Linked DNA regions of Homo sapiens: region 1 is linked to region 2. Evidence: read pairs that join two places in POLR2A ChIA-PET (ENCODE). Cell type or tissue: PC-3. All regions are shown on one strand. Region 1 overlaps TEKT3 (tektin 3). Region 2 has its middle 58 kb from the start of TEKT3.

Region 1 (5,000 bases), 65 kb after region 2:
TTAAAGTGAGATTTTTCCTGGACAGCTTATAGTTCAATATTGCTATTTAAAAACGATTTCTAATAATCTGTGCCTTTTAATTGGATTGTTTAATTATCAGCATAGTTGGATTTGTATCATTTTCCTGTTTTTTCTTTGTCTTATTTTTGGTTCTCTTTTCTCTTGGAATAATTATGAGTCTTTTTTGTCTTCCATTTTTTTCCTTCATTATTGGTCAAAACTCTTGTTTTTTAGTCTTAGATATTGCTCCAGCTCAGTGGTTCAAAAACATTTTTATCTCAGGACACCTTTACATTCTTAAAAATATTGAGGACCTCAAAGAGCTTTTACTTATGTGGATTATATCTATTGTATTTATTATACTAGAAATTAAAAACTATAAATTATTTTAAAATAACCATAATAATCCATTATACATTAACATAATGTTTTTATTAAAACATTTATTTTTATTATTTTTTTTCTGAAACAAAAAATAATTTAGTAAGAAGTATTTAGTATTGTTTTATATTTTTGGCAAAGTAATTTTTAGCTTAGTAGCTGGGCTCTCATCCTCATTCAGCCTGTTGTGATAGTATGTATCATGTCACCTCTGAAAAGCTCCATTGTAAATTTGTGAGAAAGGCAAATAGCATCTGAGTATTTACTATGAAAACAATTTTGACCATTTCACCTCCAAAGAGGTCTTAGGCATACCCATGGGTCCTTAGTTTACATTTTGAGAACTGGCTATTCTAAAGTTTGCAATACATATTTTTAACTTATCACAGTATATGTTTAAATGACATTATTTCACTTCAGTTATAAGACCCTTATAATCTAATATGGCCATCTAAGCCCTCCTATCATTTGTGCTATGGCTACCATATAATTTACTTCTATTTTATTAATGCCACAATTTTTTATTTTTAGTTTAAATAATGATCTTTTAAAGAAATTTGAAAGTTAGAAAGATTTTTTTTTTTCTTATTAGCACACATGCTTACCATTTCTGACATTTTTATTTCTTTGTGTGGATCCAAGTTTCCATCTGGTATAATTTCCTTTTGCCTGAAGAATTTCCTTTAACAATTCTCTTATTGCAGGTCTGCTGCTGATGAATTCTTTTGGATTTCGTTTTTATGAAAAGATTTTATTTCACCTTCATTTTTTGAAGGATATTTTCACTAGATATAGAATTTGAGGCTTACACTTTCTTCCAGCCCTTTTAAAATGTTGTTTGTCTTCTGGTTTGGGTAGTTTCTGACAATAATTCAGCACTAATTCTTATCTTCGTTCTTTTTTTCCAAATATGTCCTTCCTGTCTGATTTTCAAATTTTCTCTCTATCCCTGGTTTTCAGCATTTTGATTATGAGCCTTGGAGTGGTGGTGGCAGCAGGGGGTTGTGTGTGTGCACGTATGTGTGTGTGTGTGTGTGTGTGTATTCTTGGAGTTTGTGGAGCTTCTTGACCTAGGTATTTATAGTTTTCAGCAAATTTGGGAAATATTCAGCCATTATTTCCTCAAATATTTTTGTCTCTCTACTTTTTTTTATGGCACTGCAAAACCTTAATATTAGAACCTTTGCTATTGCACCATAGGTTACCAAGGTGCTTTTAATTTTCTTTTTTAGTTAAAAAAAAAGTCTGAGCTCACTAATTTCTAATGTGCTGTTAATCTCATGTAGTGAAGTTGTGCAAGTATATATTGTATGTTTTATTCCTGAAGTTTATTTGGTTCTTCTCCAGTCTTCCATTTCTGTCTTCTCAATGTCCTTGTATCAAATACTTGTATGTAGTTTACTAGTTCCATCATCTCTGCCATTTCTAGGCCTCCTTCCATTGACTGATTTTTCTTTAGGGGTTACATTTTTGAGCTCCTTATTATGTCTGGTCATTTTTGACTGGATGCTGGACATTGTGATGTTACATATTGGAGTGTCTTGATGTCAGGTAGTTAAGTTACTTGTGGATTAGCTTGATATCTTTGAGACCTGTTTTCAAGCTTTGCTAGAGTGAGTCTTCATTACCTTCACTCCAGGTATAGTTCAGCCCTACCTCTAACGTGTGGCCTCTCTAGTGTCTCCCTTGAATGCTCCAGGTGATTGTCAATGACCCTCCAATCTAGTTAGTCTGTGTTCATAATGTATCTCCACCCTCTGTAAGTTCTAGAAATTGTTCAGCTAACAGCTCTGCCATCACTCTTTGCCAAGGTTTGTGGAGTGTTCCTTGATGCATATGCAGCCTATTCTCAGCAAAGACTCACAAAGATCCCTTTGTAGATTTCTGGATCTCTATTTCGGCATAGCTCACTTTATTCCAGAAACCTGCTCTACAATTTCTAGCTTTCTCAGCCTCCCTGAATTCTGATCACTTTCTCAACTCACAAAAGCTGCCAGGCTCTGTTCAGTTTTCATGTTTTTTCTCATTGTCTGAAAATTGCCTTTAGGCACAATACCTTGACAATCAGAGGGCTCACCTTATTTGTTTCCCTTCTCTCAAGGATCAGAGCCTATGATGCCTGTTGTCTGAGGTCTGAATGCAGTTGTTTCATATATTTTGTCTAGATTTTTAGATATAAGAGGCTAAGTCTGGTTTTTATTATTCTGTCATGGTTGGAGGTAGAAATCAGTTTTCAGTTTTTAAGTATTTCTTAGTTCATGACAGTCTTGGTTTTCTTGACCATTAATGGCCCAAAATGCATGACAGTGGAATATTTTGGTGAAACCATCCCCACGTGATGTCTTTTATTCAGTCTTCCTGAATGGCTTACAAGATGGCTGGTGGAGCTAGAACTTCAGGTGTGGCTGTAAAATATTCTCTCCATATGAAACTGACTGCCGTACATGAGGAGTTCTACTTCTGTGATCTGTAAACCACTATGCTTTATGCTTTAGATTCCAGATTCTAAGACAAATCTCACCTCTAATTAAAAAACACATCACCAGGTGCTTTTGTAAACTATATTTGTTTTTCTCAGTCCACATATCTCATCTGGTGTGTAAACCTCTGCATCTTCAGATATCACCCCTGGAGCAGATGACTCACATTTCAAACATGGGTTGAGACGTCTCAAGATGCCTATATAACAAATGCTGGGAAAACTCACGTGGCATTCTACACGTGAAATTCCATGGTTGAAGGATGAAGTGAGCTATTGGTTTCTGGATCTCTTATTGTCAAGAATTAAGCAGGCTGGGCATGATGGCTCATGCCTGTAATCCCAGCACTTTGGGAAGTTGAGGTGGGGGATCACTTGTGGCCAGGAGTTTGAGACCAGCCTGGGCAACATAGTGAAACCTGCTCATCTCTACTAAAATAAATAAATAAAAGTAGCCAGGCATGGTGGTGTGTGTTTGTAGCTCCAGCTACTTGGGAGGATTGCTTGAGCCTAGGAGTTCAAGGCTGCAGTGAGCAGTGATCATGCCACTGCATTCCAGCCTGGGCAACAGAGCAAGATTCTGTCTCTGAAAATAAAATAAACCAGCTGGGCGTGGTGGCTCACACCTGTAATCCCAGCACTTTGAGAGGCCGAGGTGGGTGGATCACAAGGTCAGGAGATCCAGACCATCCTGGCTAGCATGGTGAAACCCCGACTCTACTAAAAATACAAAAAAATTAGCCGGGCATGGTGGCGGGCACCTGTAGTCCCAGCTACTCGGGAGGCTGAGGAGGCAGGAGAATGGTGTGAACCTGGGAGGCAGAGCTTGCAGTGAGCCGAGATCATGCCACTGCACTGGAGCCTGGGCGACAGAGCGAGACTCTGTCTAAAAAATAAAAATAAAATAAAATAAAATAAAATAAAATAAAATAAAATAAAATAAACCAAAGCCAAGTAGGAGTGGTCCATCACCACTTGAAGTTTCTTGCTAGAAATAAACCAGATTATTTATTGATCTGACATAGGGAAGGGGTTGGAACTAAAGACAACTTTAAGGACCCTAATGCCTCAGTACTTTAAATTTCCTTTTTCAAAAAGTAATGTTTAAGTTTCAAATTGAAGCAAAGAACTGCAAATGGTAACTAAGGCTTTTGTTTTTACCATCAGTCTGTAAGTTTGGCCAGTATAACACGTTTGGGGGCCGTAGGAAGGAAGAATTTAGCAGAAAGAGAACTAGGGTTCTATAAGCACAGGGCCACGGGCAGCTATTTTATCATGTGATCTGTGTGGATTTTGACTTGAACGCAATTCTACAGATAGATTATTTTGTACTTGGGTACCAAAGTCCTCAAGACATAGCTATTTAAGTAGTCACTAAAGAATTTTTATTTTTCTGAGCAGTGCATAGAATTGGATCTGATTGTAGTTTTGCTTTTTAGTAAAAAAGTCCATAGACATTAACCCCAAAACAGAATGACATTTAAATGCTAAAAGATACGTAGTGGTCTGTGGCATCCTTGGCTTTCTGGAATAATAACGACCAAAAGTTTCAGACAATGGAACTGGTAAAAAGAATGAAGTAGATCTGTATGTTCTAACAGGGGGAGTGGCCCAGAAAATATACTTAAGTTAAAAAAAAAAAAAAGATCTACAATGATATATCAAATGATTAGGATAATTCAGTTTTTGTATTAAAAAGCTTTGTATATAGGTATAGATGGTATATAGGTAGAGGTATATAAAATATAAATAATACACATGTTGGTATATGAATAGGAAAAATCTGGAAAGATACAACTATTAATGAACTATTTAGTGGCTACTTCTGAGGAGTTCACCTTTGCGGGGAGGAAGGATATTTTTCTTTTACTTTATCTACTTCTCTGAGGTAGCAATTTAAAAAGTTAAGATCTATTGCACACTTTCTATGTGTCCGACACTCTGCTAATCCTTCTAAATACATAGCATTGTCTTAGCCCTCATAACCCCATGGCTTCCCTAGGATTTCTGTTATACATTCGAGGTGCTTACAGGTTGTAGGTTGCCAGGAAAGGAGATCCAGGTACTTGCCTCGAGCTGCGTTTGCATATCAACCACACCATTGTCATCCAGATGGAGTGTTTATTTAGGATGACTTGTG
Region 2 (5,000 bases):
TGCCCCAAAGCAATCACCAGTTTACAAATGGATAAATTGTTCTAAGAAGGGATGAGATGATGTTGAAGAAGAAGCCCACGGTAGCAGACAATCCACATCAGTTTTCAAAGGAAAAATTAATACCGTTTGCGTCCTAATTGAAGAGGACTGATGAATAACAGCAGAGACGATAGCCAAAGCCAACACCATAGATATCTCAAAGGTTCAGCTTATACAATTATGACTCAAAAATTAAAGTTGAGCAAATTTCCATTTGATGGGTGCCAAAATTGTTGTGCCCAGATCAGCTGAAAACAAGGGCAGAGCTTTCAATGGAAATTTTAAACAGGTGGGATCAAGATCCTGAAGCATTTCTTCAAATACTTATAACAGCAGATAAAACACAGCTTTACTAGAATGATCCTGAAGACAAATTATAATCAGAGCAGTGGCTACCAAGAGGTGGAAGGGGGCCAGTCAAAGCAAAAGCGGACCAGTCAAAGGCAAAGGTCATGGTAACAATATTTTTTGGATGCTGAAGGCATTTTGCTTGTTGACTTTCTGGAGGGCCAAAGAACAATAACATCTGCTAACTATGAGAGTGTTTTGAGAAAGCCAAAGCTTTAGCAGAAATACGCCTGGGAAAGCTTCACCAGAGAGTCCTTTCTACCATGACAATGCTCCTGCTCATTCCTCTCACCAAACAGGGAAATTTCGTGAGGGTTTCGATGGGAAATCATTAGGCATCTACCTTACAGTCCTGATTTGGCTCCTTCTGTCTTTGTTTTTTCATTCCCTAATTAAAAAAAATGTAAAGGGCACCCATTTTTCTTCAGTTAATAATGTAAAAAGACTGCATTGGGGCCGGGTGTGATGGCTTATGCCTGTAATCCCAGCACTTTGGGAGGCCGAGGCAGGTGGATCACCTGAGGTCAAGAGTTTGAGACCAGCCTGGCCAACATGGTGACCCCATCTCTACTAAGAATACAAAAAATTAGCTGGGCATTGTGACGGGCGCCTGTAATCCCAGCTACTTGGGAGGCTGAGGCAGGAGAATGGCTTGAACCCAGGAGGCGGAGGTTGCAGTGAGCCAAGATCATGCCATTGCACTCTAGCCTGGGTGACAGAGTGAGACTCTGTCTCAAAAAAAAAAAAAAAAAAAAAAAAAAGACTACACTAACATGGTTAAATTCTCAAGACCCTCATCTCTTTCTTTCTTTTTTTTTTTTTTTTGAGACGGAGTCTCACTCTGTCACCCAGGCTGGAGTGCAGTGGCGCAATCTCGGCTCACTGCAAGCTCCACCTCCTGGGTTCATGCCATTCTCCTGCCTCAGCCTTCCGAGTAGCTGGGACTACAGGCGCCCGCCACCACGACTGGCTAATTTTTTGTATTTATTTTTTTAGTAGAGATGGGGTTTCACCGTGTTAGCCAGGATGGTCTCGATCTCCTGACCTTGTGATCCGCCCACCTCGGCCTCGCAAAGTGCTGGGATTACAGGCTTGAACCACTGCGCCCGGCCAAGACCCTCATTTCTTTAAGGATGGACTAAATGGCTGGTATCATTGCTTACAAAAGTGTGTTGAACTTGATGGAGGTTATGTTGAGAAATAAAGATTACATTTTTAACATTTATGTTTTAATTCCATTTTTTCCACGAACAGTTTGAAGTCTCCTGGTACTTGTCTCTAGCACCCTGGCATAACACTTGCCACACAGAGGATACCCATTTACCTGGTTGCATCTTCTATAGCTTCTAATCTCCTGTAGTACAGGGCCAAGGCTACTTGCTTTTCTTGAACCCCCAGCATCTAACCACAGAGTTTGCATAGAGAAGGGACTCAATGCATACTTAAGAAATGAGCAAATTGATCATGCACTCCAATGTGAGACCACAGTCACCCTGTTCCTGCTTTCTTGGGTCCGAATTTTGGGATGCTGCCCTCCCTCTAATGGATCTGATTAAATCTGGGGTCTCAGTTCAGGTTATTTATTTATTTATTTATTTATTTATTTATTTATTAGTAGTAGTAGTAGTATTGAGAACAAGTCTCACTCTGTTGCCCAGGCTAGAGTGAGTGCAGTGGCAGGATCTTGGCTCACTGCAACCTTCACCTCCCGGGTTCAAGCAATTCTCATGCCTCAGCCTCCTGAGTAGCTGGGATTACAGGTGCATACCGCTACGCTTGGCTAATTTTTGTGTCTTAGTAGAGATGAGGTTCTACCATGTTGCCCAGGCTGGTGTCGAACTCCTGGGCTCAACTGATCCACCCGTCTCAGCCTCCCAAAGTGCTGGGATTACAGGCATGAGCCAGGAAGTCTGGCCAGTTCTGGTTATTTGAATCAAGGCCCAAACTCTCCACCAATCAAGGCCCATAACTCCAACAATATAGGTAGAAGGAAGGAATAACCCGCCAACCTGGGTCAGTTCTTCCTTGCCTGTCTCTGGGGCACCTGGCGGATTAGAGCACAGTGTATACCGGATGTGTGCATGGGGAAGGGCAGGAGCTCAGAACAGAGCTGGACCTCGGCAGTTCTCCCTAATGTTCAGAAATAGATCCGATACCAGGGTGTCATCAGTCAGTGTAGGCCCAGGGGTATGAAGCTCTTCTTACTGAGTGTCTTAACCCCAAGCATCTTCTGTTTTCTCTGGGGGAAATAAGAACATCAGGCTGAGGGCTGCGTTTGTCTGATTGACACCGTACCTCCATATCCCAACACAGACCCAATGGGAAACGTGTGACACGACAGAGGACGTAGCTCAATGAATGTACTTCATAACTTGCCAAGTGGGAAAGAGTGAAGGGACACCAGTTTCTCTCCCCAGGGCTTTGGCCAGCCCTGGCAGACAGAACAAGACACTGGAGGAAGCTCAGTGACTCACGTGGCCCTGGAATGGCTCACAGTCAACAGAGGCTGCTGAGACATCCGTTAAAAGCCATCTCTGTGTGTGTCTAGAGAGCTGCACTCTGTAGTGGCAGGCACAGTGACCAGGAGTCTATTATACAGCCGGGGAGGGGAGGTACATTCAGGGGAGAGAGAACATGGCAGCAAAGAGCAGACGGTCACTTGGGATTCCCAGTTAAAGAGGCAGCTTGGCCACATGTTTGTGGAACTCTATCAACATTACAGAGAGGGGTTAAGGAACAAAAAGGCAGAAAGCTGCGAGGATACAGAAAAGGAGGGTGGAGTCAGTTGCAGCAGCTTTTTGGAAGGTATAAAGCACATGGACAAATAGCAACTGATTTAGCAGATGTAGAAAGCTCCTTGCTAACCATGAGTGAAGAAAGACAAAAAGCAGGTCCAATTTAGACCACAGAACCCTCTAATGGCCCAGGAATGGCAGCACCATGTGCCCTTAGAAGCAGAGGTCAAAAAAAGGGAACATGCCTTGAAAAACTGTTTAAGAAAATGTTAGAGACCCCCCCCCACCATTTCCTCCTCCATCTGCACAGCCAGGACACTGCCTGTACCCCGTGCTGATAGGAAACCAGACATTATTTTTCCTTCTGGAGATGGTGAAACTGAAGGTCTCTGGGCTGAGCGACACCGGGCACAATGAACCAATTCTCAAATGGCTGTTTTGGAACATTTCCCAGTGGCGGTGAGCTGAGTCCTGCAGGAGATGGTGGCCCTGAATTGATGAAGAGGGAGGAGGTTTTATAATGGGGGAAGTGACTCATGACAAAGCACAGATGCCAGAAAAGACCAGTTGTCTGCGGTGGTTGTTAATGAGATGGGCTTGGCTGGTGCTAATGGAGACAGTGAGAGGTGACAGGAATGAGAGATGAAGGTGAACTGGGATCTGAGGACAGTGATGAGGCTCAGACGGGGGATTGAAGATCTCTGCTGGGTTCCGAAGCAAGAAAGCAAAAGACTGAAGCAGCCTTTGATGAAGACGTTTCTGCACCTGAATGTGTAGATTGGGGTCTGGAGAAGCTGGTAGCAGGGACCCCAGGAAAAAGCCTTTGACTATAACCAAGGGATATGGCAACGAAGGGCTAGGACAGGGGTGGGGTGGTGGTGAGAGCAAGCACACTGGCAAACCCTTCGCCTGGCCATGGCAAGTGCTTGCCCATTCCCGTGACTCTGCTCATTTGCTCTCCAAGGACACTGCTGCTCTTCATAAATGCAAATATTTTTGGCAGGTCAGAACACTAGATTTATGAAAGCAAAATCTCAGTTCTTTGAATTATTGAAGGAATCCTTGCCAAAAAATGAACTTGAATTTAAACAGAAAATACATACGGTCTTAAGAGACTTCTTGATCTGTTATCAGTCTTCAACCAACCACAGAGAACTGAATGTGCTGTTCCCTCACATTCAGAGGGGCAGAGCCTGTCCAGAAAGGCAGGGCGTCACCCTTCCCCCACCCCAGTTATTAGGTCTGCAGCCTCCCCTAGATCCTCTCTGCCCTATCCTCTCCCACCCTTCCTTCAGGCCCGACTGTCTCCTCTCTAACGCTGACCCTGAGTCCCTCAGCCCGAGTCAGCACAAGGCTTACCAGAGCACCTTTTGGCAGGTATTAAGTGCATAAGAAACCCAGTTTTTTTCTTTTTTCTTTCTTTCTTTTTGTTTTCTTTTTCTTTTTTCTTTTTTCTTTTTTTTTTTTTTTTGAGACAGGGTCTCACTGTGTTGTCCAGGCTGGAATGCAGTGGTGCAATCTCAGCTAACTGCAACCTCCATCTCCCGGGTTCAAGCAATTCTCCTGCCTCAGTCTCCTGACCAAGCTGGGATTACAGGCGCCCGCCACCATGCCTGGGTAATTTTTGTATTTTTAGTGGAGTCGGGGTTTCAACATGTTGCCAGGCTGGTCTAGAACTCCTGACTTCACGTGATCCATCCACCTCGGTCTCCCAGAGTGCTGGGATTACAGGAGTGAGCCACTGCGTCTGGCCCCAGTTGTTGTTTTTCATTATCATGGCAAAATCCGTGATGGAACAACCTTTGACTTACCAGGGAAGCTGGACTCAGAGTGGCCTGCATCACAGAGCTAATTGCGTGAGCTCAGTAGGTGGGCAGA

What was found. Peaks named below come from ENCODE experiments on the same cell type or tissue, not always from the same donor. Only the 100,000 strongest peaks of a DNase experiment are listed, where the experiment ranks them.
Region 1: POLR2A ChIA-PET joins it to region 2 with 7 read pairs; 2 of 35 experiments call an interaction of 5 or more read pairs at or near these places.

What each region holds. Positions count from the first base shown.
Region 1 is chr17:15,332,527-15,337,526 of GRCh38, reverse strand. The region is part of intron 2 of TEKT3 (tektin 3); the gene reads left to right. Among named protein-coding and RNA genes, the nearest start is that of TEKT3, 6.6 kb to the left of the region's middle. In PC-3, no CTCF peak of the experiment used is centred here; DNase peaks (open chromatin) are centred at 3,066 and 4,966; H3K27ac peaks cover 1,284 bases.
Region 2 is chr17:15,397,116-15,402,115 of GRCh38, reverse strand. No RefSeq gene overlaps it. Among named protein-coding and RNA genes, the nearest start is that of TEKT3, 58 kb to the right of the region's middle. In PC-3, no CTCF peak of the experiment used is centred here; DNase peaks (open chromatin) are centred at 2,855 and 3,605; H3K4me3 peaks cover 470 bases; H3K27ac peaks cover 2,199 bases.